2 separate regions of the Homo sapiens genome follow, and region 2 is linked to region 1. Evidence: chromatin contacts called from ENCODE Hi-C or POLR2A ChIA-PET data. All regions are on one chromosome and are shown on one strand. Each heading gives the region's core, a stretch centred on a gene start or an enhancer-like site at or near the end of the contact. The rest is flanking DNA. Distances are from core to core; before and after follow the strand shown. Region 1 holds the start of DHRS1 (dehydrogenase/reductase 1). Region 2 holds the start of NFATC4 (nuclear factor of activated T cells 4).

The links. A loop is a pair of places that touch in the nucleus more often than their neighbours do. ChIA-PET counts read pairs that join two places held with the same protein, here RNA polymerase II (POLR2A). Pooled maps may share reads with other maps.
Region 2: a pooled map shows a loop between it and region 1 (3-fold over the local background). The contact joins the promoter of NFATC4 here to the promoter of DHRS1 in region 1. A Hi-C loop is called at or near these places in 1 of 37 single-sample maps with no recorded cell type and 4 of 50 pooled maps. POLR2A ChIA-PET finds 5 or more read pairs at or near these places in 8 of 52 experiments (Caco-2, GM12878, HepG2 and 5 more).

Annotation. Positions count from the first base shown.
Region 1 is chr14:24,294,980-24,301,029 of GRCh38, reverse strand. DHRS1 (dehydrogenase/reductase 1) reads left to right here and starts at 1,250. Exons shown (of 9, transcript NM_001136050.3): 1 at 1,250-1,449; 2 at 1,900-2,073; 3 at 4,149-4,292; 4 at 4,442-4,521. The coding sequence starts at 1,924. NOP9 (NOP9 nucleolar protein) reads right to left here and starts at 1,180. Exons shown (of 10, transcript NM_174913.3): 1 at 829-1,180; 2 at 173-622. The coding sequence starts at 1,075. RefSeq lists an enhancer at 1,906-2,696.
Region 2 is chr14:24,366,061-24,371,935 of GRCh38, reverse strand. It overlaps NFATC4 (nuclear factor of activated T cells 4), which reads right to left and starts at 3,752. Exons shown (of 10, transcript NM_004554.5): 1 at 3,496-3,752; 2 at 1,342-2,437. The coding sequence starts at 3,595. LOC124903291 (a long non-coding RNA gene) reads left to right here and starts at 2,551. Exons shown (of 2, transcript XR_007064085.1): 1 at 2,551-2,689; 2 at 5,409-5,875. RefSeq lists an enhancer at 1,108-1,951 and silencers at 2,914-3,293, 5,012-5,321.

The DNA.
Region 1 (6,050 bases), core at 1-2,500:
CTCCGCACACACTAATCTTTGGCTTGCTAAGCCCTGTTCAGATTAGGACAGGTCAAGCTAATTCTTCCCGGTCAAGCTCCCCCATGAAGACTTACTCTTCTGTTTACTGTCTCATTCTGAACTTTCTAAATTCTTCTTCCCCCTAGGTCCACTTTCCTCTTGTAATACTTACCAGATGATTGGGAACCACGGGGCCTGGCTCTCTCAGACTCCAGAATAGTCCCTCCTAACACCTGAAGCAGAGTTCTGACCACGAAGCTGCCATGTGTGTCTCCACAGTAGACAAGAAAATCATCACACACCTCAGCGGCTAGTCCCAGGACCAGCTCCTCCAGGGTCTCCGTGGGACCATCCTTTCCATCCTCCTCCTCCTCCTCCTCCTCCTCTGCAGCACTCCCCAGCAATCGAGGGAGCTGTAGCAAAGCACTTTGTAATACATGGACCCCGCATCGGTGACAGGCCACAGTGCGCAAGTTAGAGCGCAGAGCAGCCCACACGCGACAAAGCGGTTTCAAGGGACTGAATCCCAACAGTTCCTGCAGCATCTCACTGCCAGTCCTGTTCGTGGACAAAGCTAGGGCCTGAGTCTCTACTTCCTTCATTATATTGTGCACCATCAGATCTGAAAAGGGAAGAAAGACACACTTTGAAGAGACTTAGTAGAGAATACAGTTATGTACCCTCGCTTAACCAAGGGTCGTGGGTCGGAGGCCGAGGAAGAGGACATGGGAAATGAAACTAAGTCCCCACGCCCTGCCGACCCTAGAAAGTTTCCTTGCCTGCCCTGGATTTGATGCTCTTGGTCTAAACCCCGAAGTTGCTGCCTACCTCGTTCTTCCCCAGTCTCGGGAGCCTCTTTCAATGCTGACAGCGCCCGGCGGAAATATCCCAGAGCTTCCGGGCTCAGGTGCGGGTGCGAATCTGGAGCCGGCTCCGAGCGCCCATCCGGAGGCGGCCAGGGTTGCCGCTTACGGCCTGGTAAGGGGCGCCCCGACCCCTTGGCCCCGCGCCCCCGTTTGCCACCAGCTGGGAACCGGCGCCCCACCTTGTGTGGAGAGCGCGGACCCTGCCCCATGTGTGCTTCGCGACCTGTCCGGCTGCAAAAGCTTCCTTAACTGCGGACGGACCTTCGACGTCGCCAAGCGTGCGCCTTATCCAGACAAAGTTTAGAAACGCGGGCGCGCTCCTGACGCAGCTACTACGTCATAGTTCCGCGCCGCCCCAGCCGGGCGGGGTGGGTGTGTCACCCAGATCGCTCCGCCCCCATCCGCAGGTTCTAACTTTGGCCTGGGACTCTGCCCCTCTACCTCAGCACAGAATCGCCCCGGGTCCTACTACAGAATCAATCCTTGAACACTGCCTCCACGTCGCCGGCTCAATCTGGGCGAGAACCCAGACTTCCACCGCAGCCCCGCAATCTGCAGACCTCAGCGGCAGCGCAGGTGGCAGGTAAGCGGCGCACGCTCGTCCCACTTAGGGCTTAGGATCTCCAGGCTTCGCGCTCATCCCCGGCCCGGAAGCTGCGCCTCTGGCTCAGCCGGACTGGGTCAGGCCAGGGACCGGAGCTTCAGATAGCCCAGGACTCTGCGTGGACGCGCCCCGAGGGGCTGCCGCGCCAGATTCCCATATCCAGGCAGCCACACTCAGAGGGTTGTAGTAGTTGTCCACCTCTGGACAGTCCCACTCAGCCCCTTCTTCACTCTCTGGGCCTCCCAAAAGACAGTCAGCCTTGTCCTCAGGCCCGCACCCAGTTGTCAGCCTCTGACTCCTCTCCCCTCAAAGGATTCTTACCTTGGCTCCTCCTCTTAGCCCTAGTGAGGTTCTCCCCTACCCCCCAACCTCGCCCCAACACACACACAGTCTCCAGGCTTCCCTCAGAGTAAGTCTTTGCTTCCACAGACCTGCCTCCTTTGCCTGTGAGTCATGGCAGCTCCCATGAATGGCCAAGTGTGTGTGGTGACTGGTGCCTCCAGGGGTATTGGCCGTGGCATTGCCTTGCAGCTCTGCAAAGCAGGCGCCACAGTTTACATCACTGGCCGCCATCTGGACACCCTTCGCGTTGTTGCTCAGGAGGTGAGTGCTTCCTCTGGGACCACAGTTGCAGAAACCACCCGAGAGAGCCCTTCCACTTAACAGCTCCTTTCCTAATCCCTTACCTGAAACTATAATACTACTCAACAAGATGTGAATATTTATTCAAAGTGGAAATTAAAAACCCCGTAAATAACTTCAGGTAAGGTAGAATTTTGCCGCCAAGTGAGTTTTATGAAAAAACTTTGTGTTTGAGCCAGGCATGGTGGCACGTTCCTGCAGTCCCAGCAGCTACTCCGGAGGCTGAGGCAGGAGGATCGCTTGAGCCTAGGAGTTGAGCCATGATCACACCACTGCACTCCAGTCTAGACGACACAGCGAGACACTGTATTAAAAAAAAGAAAAGAAAGAAAAGTAAAAAACTTTTTGTTTGAGAGCAGAGATTTTGGAATTGCAACTAAAGGGTTGTGGACCTGTGCTTTCCTCTATTTCAGGCAAGACTTTATTGAACTGCACATTTTTTACTTATTTACTAGACTTCAGTTAAATAAATATTTGAGTATCCATGATTTGCTAGGCATTGGTAAACCACTGAAGTTACCAAGACTAATAAAATCTAATTTCTGCTCTTCAAAGATTCAGTCCATGGTGGAGTACAGTGGCTCATGCCTGTAGTCCCAGCACTTTGGGTGGCCAAGGCAGCAAGATCACTTGAGGCCAGCAGTTGGAGACCAGTCTGGGCAACATAGCTAGACCCAGTCTCTACAAAAAATATTTTTTAAATAATTAGCTAGGCACAGTGGCCTGCACCTGTAGTACCATCTACTTGGGAGGCTGAGGCAGGAGGATCGTTTGAGCCCAGGAGTTCGAGGTTGCAGTGAGCTATGATTGCACCACTGCACTCCAGCCTGGTGACAGTGAGACCCTGTCTCTAAAAAAAAAAATTTTAATTAAAAATGAAGATAGATTCCAACAGGAAGTCAGGTACAGAAAGCAGTCACTTCAATGTAATGTGAATATGGTAAATTATAAGAGGGAGATATGCACAGAATACTCTAGGGGTGTTGGGGAGCATCCAGATGACATAGGAGAGTGGCTAGGGAAAGTGGTTTGGGAAAGCGTCCTGGAGGAGGTAGGTGGTTCTTGAACTGAGTTTTGAAAGGTAAGAATTAGGTAAAGGAAGTTAGGAAAAGCATTCCAGCAGAGGGAGCTCCATAAGCATAGGGACGCTGTGTGAAAGAGTAGATGTGTGAGATAATGCAAGGGAAGAGTAGTGAGTGAGAGGCTGGAGAGGAAAGAGTGGGTCTTGGAAGACCCTAATAGAGAACTCAGGCTTCATCCTCTAAGAGATGGAGATCCAGTTAGGAGATTTTGAACAGGGTTTGTGTTTTAGATAGGTCGTACTGGCTGGATTATGAAGAATTAATTTAAGGCAGACAGACTGGAGGTCAGGTGAGTCGTTGGGAGGCATTGCAGTAGTTCAGGCAAGGAGGGTAATAGGCGGGGACCCAGAGCATAAATTTGGAGAATAGGAGGATTGTTCTTAGATAAAGGACTCTTCTTCCTCTGAAGTTGGAGGTTTGTGGGCATTTGTAGAGAGTGAGACAGAACAGGAAGTAGAAATCATTCATGGCTGATAGCTTTGGTTTTTTCAATTACCAACCAGGAGCATTGGTGGAGTGAGGGTAAGACAACTGGGACTGAGTAGAGGTTTTAGGTGAGTAGTGTAGGGTGGGAGCTAAGGGCATGAGAGATGGAAATGACCACAACAAGGAAAAGGATGCTTACTCATTTCTCAAGAGCAGACTCCATGCCTCACTTGTTCTTACCCTCTACTTGCAAAGTACAATGCTGTGCACATGGTGGGCCTCAGTAAATGTTTGTAGATTATTAAAACTTACATTGCAATTCACCTTGCTCTGTGGTGGGGAGGCCTATCATTCCTGAAACTACTCAAACAGACACCAGAGGGCAGCGTTGCCTGCCATGTTGCCTCTGCAGCAGGCTCTCCTAGGATTGATTGTCTTCTCAGTTCTCAAGCCCACTTTGGTTGGGGAGTTTTGTCATGACTCACACCCATGTGTGAATGTGAGCTCATATCCCCTGTCCTACTCCAGGCACAATCCCTCGGGGGCCAATGTGTGCCTGTGGTGTGCGATTCAAGCCAGGAGAGTGAAGTGCGAAGCCTGTTTGAGCAAGTGGATCGGGAACAGCAAGGGCGTCTAGATGTGCTGGTCAACAATGCTTATGCAGGGGTCCAGGTACCCTTTGAACTTTGTTCCCAACTCCACATTTCTGACCTCCCCCTCAGACCCCTGCATCTTCATCCCCACTCATTGTCCCTTCCATTACCCAGCCCCTCACACCTCCCTACCTTCAGATCATTCATCACCCTCCCTGTGCCTTCCAGACGATCCTGAACACCAGGAATAAGGCATTCTGGGAAACCCCTGCCTCCATGTGGGATGATATCAACAACGTCGGACTCAGGTGGGTGCTCCACTGCCAGGACCCATGTTCCCTCACTCACTTAGCCAACTCGACGGCCAGGCCTTTCCTTACATGCCCTCTCCTTTTCCCTCCGGCCTCCCCCATCTCTTTCTTCTCCCTTCCATTCCATTTGTCCCACTTACCTCTGGAGAAGTTCCATCCAGGTGAGTCTGTACCTGAGAATGTCAACTCTGTCAGTAATTTTCATTGGAACAAGCCCTTGGCCTCTCTCCTGTCTCACTCTCTGCCCATCCAAATGCAAGACCCAGAAGGGAGGAAGCCTCCTCCTCTCAGTAATGCGCACAGCCTGTAGTCTATACTTTCAAAATGGTTAGAGGGAGAAATTGTTTTATTTTAGACTGGGAGAAGCTTAAGAAGAAGGAGCGAACACCAATGCTGTTTAGTCTCCACATCCTCACTCCACACCCACAGGCAAGGGCACTGCCGGGTCAGAGTTGGGAGAGCAGGTACATCACTGGGTCACACAGGGTCATTTAGCCCAGGAGTGAGATGAAACACAGCATTTAGAATTCGCCTAGCATAATGCACACCAGTTATGCCTCTGTTACTGTTGGAATGATGTTACACTCTCATATAATCAAGTCATGCCTGATGGATGTGATCAGTCACCTGTGGGAGTAACCACGAGATTATCGGCAAATCTGTGACTAAAGCATGTAAGAACACCCACCGCTCCAATTTTGGTACTCTGGTAACAATCCCAAGGAAGCAGGATTAGAATGCAATTGTGATTTCCAAAGTGGAAGGAAGATCATTAGGACAGAGGAGGATGGTGAGGCCAAAGGCAAGAAAGGGACACGTTAAGAGCTGGAAATTGGCCAGTGTTCATGACCATAGCCTCCAAAGAGAGGTGCCTTCCACACCCTCATCTCTTGCTGGCCAGGGTTTTGACCCTGAAGCAGAGATTCAAGGCAGAGGCCCAGACCCTCGACCTTGGGCCCTGATGAATTATCCAAGGTAAAGGCCCCTTGATGAGCCCCTGACAGCCCCCCAGCACCTCCTGCCCACCCATTCCCCATGCGCATTTACTGCCTTTCCTCTGTATTACCTTGGGCTGCACTTTCCTTTAAAACTATAACTCTACTTGTTTTCATTTGGAAGGTCCTAATTCTTTCCCTATGCAAAAGAAATTTATTCTGGTTACCAAGTTATGTGTGTGTTACTTTTTTTAAATATGGAAAAAATCTGAAGACCAGTATAATCTTATTCCCCTCAGTGCCATCCCTTGCTCTCTTGCCTGATATATAGCTACTATTAATAGCCTGGCATATATTCTTTCAGATTTTTCATGTAAATATCTCTCATTCTTTTTAATACTTGTACGTATTCTATTGGGAGGATGTATGATCATTTATTTCTCTAATCCCTTATTTGTTGCAGCAGTGGAATTCTTAGATCAAAGAATATGTACTTCCCTTAGGTTATAGAGACTGTGGGAAAAATAGAAAAAAAGAAAAGAAAACAAAGAATATGTACTTTTTAAAGATTTAATAAATATTATCAAGCTC
Region 2 (5,875 bases), core at 2,503-5,002, 68 kb before region 1:
GGATGGTGTGAGGATGGCTTGAGCCCAGGAGTTTGAGACCAGCCTGGGCAACATGGTGAAACCCCGTCTCTACAAAAAATACAAAAAGCAGCTGGGCGAGTTGGTGCTCCTGTAGTCCCAGCTACTCCTGCTGAGGCAGGAGGATTGCTTGAGCCCAGGAGGTTGAGGCTGAGTGAGATCACACCACTGCACTCCAGTCTTGGTGACAGAGCAAGACACTGTCTCAAAGAAAAAAAAAAGAGAGAGAGAGAAAGAAACTGAAGCCAGCAGCTACTGACAGACCTAGGACTGAGCACATTCTGCTCTCAAGCCAGCTCCCTTTCCACTAGTTGGGGCTTGATAGGTGGAGTTCCAGGGAGCTAAGGGTTTCAGATGGGACAACTTATCCTGTATTGTGCTCCCTGATACCCTAGGACAGTGGATCTCAACTGGTAATTGCCCCCCAAGTAATTGCCCAGATATTTGGCAATGTCTGAAGACATTTTTGGTTTTCCCAACTAGGGGAGTGGGTGCTACTAGCATCTAACGGGTAGAGGCCAGGGAAGCTGCTAAACCATCCTACAATGTCCAGTACACCCCCACATAACAAAGAATTATCCTGCTCAAAATAGTAGTGCTGAATTAACAGTGCTGAGGTTGAGAAACTTTGCCCTATGGGAAACCCAGGGGTACCAGTGTTAACGTTTCTTTCCCCTAGAAACTTTTCTGGACAGAGCCAGCTCAGTCTAACATCTCAAGATTTAAGATTATTGAAATGGGCAAGATTCTCTGAGGGTGGAAGGAATAGAACTGCAAGTTTTAATATGAATTATTTGACTTGCAAATATATGCTATTTTATTCAAGTTAGCAGCTATACTTTTAAGCTAGTAGGTCAGGCTCTAGAAATTAAGGAATGCAGAAGGGGAATTTCCTGCAACAGAGTGGAAATCTGCTTAGGTCTGGCACCTATTGAAAGGGCCAGAGTGGAAGGCTGAAATCCAGCCCAAGTTCCACACTCAGCCACATGCCAGTGCAGAGCGGGGGCTTGGGAGCACTCTATAGGCTACAGGAACACCTCCTTAACCTAGTTGATCCTCCTACAATAGCTAGGGGTGGGAGGGTGGAGGGGCTTTTTCTAATTGTCCCACAGGGAACTGTTGCCCTCTTGTAAATCATCCAGAGGTGCACTTTTTTTTCTAGTTCTCTTTAAAACCAGGTAGTTGGCAGCTGCTGAGCTGGTTGCAGATACTCTTTTGAAATTCAGAGGGCATGAAACTAGTGTCTTCAAATCCATCCCTTGACCCTCCTGCTCCCCTACTGGAATGGCTAGAGAGAGCGGTAGTGCCAGGCGCAACCCTCACCTGAAGATAGGGCTGTGTCCCCCAATCCGGGCCTTGGACCAAGCGAGTGGGGAGGGCACTGCCAGGTAGTCCATGCCAGCCACCTCCTTCCGGGAACCTCCTGGAGGAGCCACAGACTCCTCTGCTCCCAAGGGCAGCTTCCCATTGCATGAGGCAGGCTCCTCAGACCGAGGCAGAGCCACTGCCTGCTCGCTGGAAGTCCGCCGTGTCTTCTGAGGGATGCTCTCAGCTGGTGGGGCCCCCACATAGTCAAAGGGACCAGGGGAGCCCGGGTCCCGGGCCAGAGGCAATGGGGGTGGTGGAGGTGGCTCAGACCCCTCTTCCCCCAGGCTGCCACGGCGGGACAGAGCTGGGGAGGCTGAAGATGGGGTTCCCGAGCTGGAATAGCGCCGCTTGCCACATGGAGAGGCAGGCCGCGGGGAGGCTGGGGTGGGCCCAGGAGCACTGAGGAGTAGCCAGCTATCCTCTGGCCCTCGGCCTCCGGGGCTTGGACCATACAGGCTCCAGGGATCTTCGGGGGTCCATGGCCGAGGGGAGGCCCGGGGCGAGGGCAGCGGGGAGCCCAGGCCAAAGCGGGAGGCCGCCTCATTTAGCTCAGACTCCACCTCGTCGCAGGCTGCATACAGGGCTGCCTCGTCAGAGGCATCGGAGAAGAAGCTCCACGAGGACAGGCTGCTGCTGCCAGGGCTTGGGCTGAAGAAGGCCCCCCCACCCTGGCCCCCTGCTTCTCTGTAGCCCCCAAAGCCTTCTGGTGGGGGGTAATCTCTAGGAGAGCCGTCCCCCCAGGCATCAGGGTTGTCCTCCAGCGCTGCTGGCGGCTCCGGCGTGGGAGAGATGGAGGTGATGCGGATGCTGGGACACTCGAGAACACGGCCACCCCCAGCACCCCCAGCACCCCCTCCTGGTCCTCCCAGCCTCACCGACCTGGCGGGCTGGCTCTCCCAGGTGCCAGGTGAGGGGGCTGGTCGCGGCGGTGGCGAATGCATGCCAGGCCGAGGGGGTGGAGGTCGGGGAATACCGATAGGTGCAGCGCCATAGGGAGGGGGCTCTCCCAAGGCCAGACGGCAGCATGGCGGGGCATCCTCTGAGTCCAGTTCTGTCAAAATGGGAAGAGGAGCAGAGGGAGAGGGGGAAAGAGAGAAGCAGGTGAGATGGCTATGTTCCTTGAGTGGCCAGGCCGCAAGTCCTTCTATGCTCCCTGCCCCTCAGCAAAGAGACCTTCTGAGCCACAAGACAAAAGCAGAGTTGGACCTGGGAAGATGGAGGAGATTGAAGCAGGCATGCCAGGCCTTTGCCCACTGGCCCCTGGATCCTAGGACCGAGGGTACCCGATCCAGTGGGTCTTAAGGTGAGAGAGGTGGGTCCAGAGGGGCTGGAGCTGGGGCTGGGCCTGGAGGCGTGTTTCTTGAGGCACTGGGCTGGACTGGGGGCGACTCACACATGAACCCAATTAGCAGCGGTTCCCAAACCCCCAAACGGCGCTGGCAGGAGCCCCAGTTGCCATCGCAACCGTGGCCAGAGGGGAGGGGGGCGTCAGGGCTGTGGTGACGAGGGGAGGTGGCTCCTCCCTCTCTCCTCGCCATCTAGGGGCGGAGGTGCAGCCGAGGGGGTGATGCGTGCTGGGCCCAGCCGGGGGAAGGGGGGCAGCGGGCAGCGCGGATTCGTGCGAGCGGCGGCCGCCGCCCCCGGCTCGGTCCCCGCCATCTGCCTCTCATTGCGGCCAGACGGGGGAGGGGGAGGGGCGCCCCAGCGAGGCCTGACAGCGCCCCCAGCCCCGGGCGTCCAGTCGGCCGGGCCAGAGCTCGGTCCGCCAGGGGCCAGCTCCAGCGCCAAACCTCCCCTTCCCCTGGCGGCGCCTGGTGCTGTTGGGGCCGTAGTTCCCGCCCGCCCCCCAGTTCAGTGACAGGCGGCCCAGCCGGGAGGCGGCGCACAGCCAACAGCACCCCCACCCCCACCCCAGTCACGACCTAAAAAGGAGAAAGTGGTGCCCGGGCCCCCAGCCTCACTTCCGCAGGCCAACGAGTCCCCCCGACTCCCTTCGACCTCTGACTCCCTCACCCCCCACCCTAGGCTCGCTGCCTTAAATTCCCCAGACTCAGGATCCCCGGCCCTCCTCTCACTGACCCCAAGACCCCTTCCCAGCCCAGCACTAACCTTCCCCCAATCCCCCCGCGCCCAGCGGGGGGGCCTCCTTTTCCTCCCCGAACACCAGCTTAAATTCCAGCTCCTCATCCTCGCAGCTGGCCGCCCCCATGGATCCGGCAGGAGCCCCCAGGTCCCGGCCTGGGTGGGAGGGGGGAGTTCAGGAGGCTGCTGTATCTTCACCCGGGTGGCTCCCTCCCTCCCTTTCTCTGAGAAGCCCCCTCCTCCGTCGCTGCCGCCTCCCTCCAGAAGCCCCCTCGTTATTATAGAAACTTTTCCAAACTTTTTTCCCCCAAACTTCTTCAAAGCGGTCCCCCCCCCAGCCTGTCCCTGATTGGCTGCCGGGGATGCTCCAGCCCCTCCTCCAGGGATGAGATGGGAAAACCACGCGCCCCTCGTCCTCCCCCACCCTCCCTCCCTCTGTCCTCTCTTCAGTCCCTCCCCCTCAAAAAAAAAAAAACTGAATTGGAAAACGGTCCTTCAAGAGTGATACTAATGTTGCCTATTGGTCCGCCGTTGTGACAATCATTTCCCGCAGAGAGCCCAGCCCCCACCTCCCCTAGTCTCAGTTCAAGGTTCTGGGTCCGAGAGCCTTAAAGGGGCCACATCCTGGGCCCCCAGGGTAGAGAGCCCACGGAAGACCCTTTTTTAAATTCTGAAGACTGTGTAGATAGCACCTAGCAAGGCAGAACCACTTCTCCTCCCCTTTCCCTCCAAGCCTGAGGCCAGGAGGGTCCTGGGGGCAGAGTGGCACCGAGTTGCTCGGAAGAGGAAAAGGCTATTCTTCCGCCTCCCTTGCCTGGGGCTACTCTGCCCGGGCCTTCTGGAAGTCTTTGCGCTGCCGAATCAGCGCCTCCATCAGCCATTCCTCCAGGACCCCCAAAGATGAAGAACGCTTAGCCAGCCTGGATGCCTCTGGGAGCAGTCCGAGCCAAAGAGGCTTTGAGAACTGTCCCTAGGCCCACAGCCCTTGATGGGCGTAGATCCAGGCCAGGCTTTGCCGCTGCCCTTGTCCCAGCCACCCAGAGGGGCCGTGAATTAGCCTCCACGGGAAGTTGGCAGCCTCCTCCCTAGAACTGTAGTCTGGAATGAATCTCTGACCCGATAGCATCCCACTCCGGCTCTTCTAAAAATCCTTGCCAGGTTTACTAGGGGCCTGAAACCTCCGGACCCTGTGGGTTCCCCTCCTCTTCCCCCTCCTTGGCCCCCCCGCCCCCAACAGGCTGGACACCTGTCACCTGGGCTGGAGGAGGAAGGAAGACCTGGACTGGAGTTTCCGGGAAAGTCAGGCTTGGAGAGGCCTGGGTTGTGTGAGAGGGAGTTAGATGGGAGATTCGTGACTCGGTGGGAGATACTGGCGAGGCTGGCGGGTAGGAGAGATGGGAGGGTGGTTATCATTTTCTCCCACACACACACAGTTTCAACCTCTCTTAGAGGCCGCGTCTCCAGTCTCTAAATCCCTCCGGTTCAGGGCCGCACCCCCAACGCCGCCCCATCCCAGCAACTAAACGGTTAAGCGACGGCCCCAGGTCAGACGTTTACAAACACTCAGAAGCCGGGCGGGGACCGCGCCCGTTACTCTAATGAGAAACAGGCTCTACGGGACTGGGGAAAGAAGGGAGGGCTGGCCCGACGGGCCGGAGCTCCGCAGCGGCCGAGGCGGCTTCCCTCCCTCCCCTCGGTCCTCCCTCGGGCCCGCCCAGGGGACCACCCCCCCAGTCCCCGGGGACCCCAGTGACGTGCGGAGCTGCCCCGGCTCCGAGCCCAGGGCCGCAACACAGGAGGGGCGGGGAGAAGAGCCCAGGCCGGCGGGGAGAGAAGAATGTTCCGAGGCCGAGCGGGGAAGCGGCCTGGTTTGATTTTCTTCTTTCTTTTTTTTTTTTTTCTTTTTTTTTTCTTTTTTTTCCTTTGGTTGGTCTCCTCAGGTTACATTTCCCTTCCAGCTTCATCTCGGAAATAAAGGAAGGAGAAACCCACGGGGAGGGAGGACGAGGAACACCTCGACCCATCAACCAGCCTGTACCTAAGAGGGCAAGGGAGGTGGGAAGCGGAGGCGAGAAAAGCAGGGATAGAGACCCCGAGGCCCAGCCCCTGTTCCCCCAGACTCTGCCCCTCCCCGGCCCCACTCCCCGCAGGCACAGCACATGCAGACGCACACATTCTTTTCAAATGTCATATTTCCTTTGATCCTGGGCAGCGTTTCTCCATGTGTCTGGCTCAGCTCCTGCCCAGCCAACCGCCTTCCCCTCTCACCCCTGTTTGTTTTCCTGGAGAACCCTCCTCCTCCTAGCATCTGGAAGGCCCTGAGGGCTGGCGTCGGCCCTCATTCCCCTGATGACTCTGGCCTCTCCTCCCATGACTCAATTTCCCCTTCATGGGTGTTGGGGGGTAG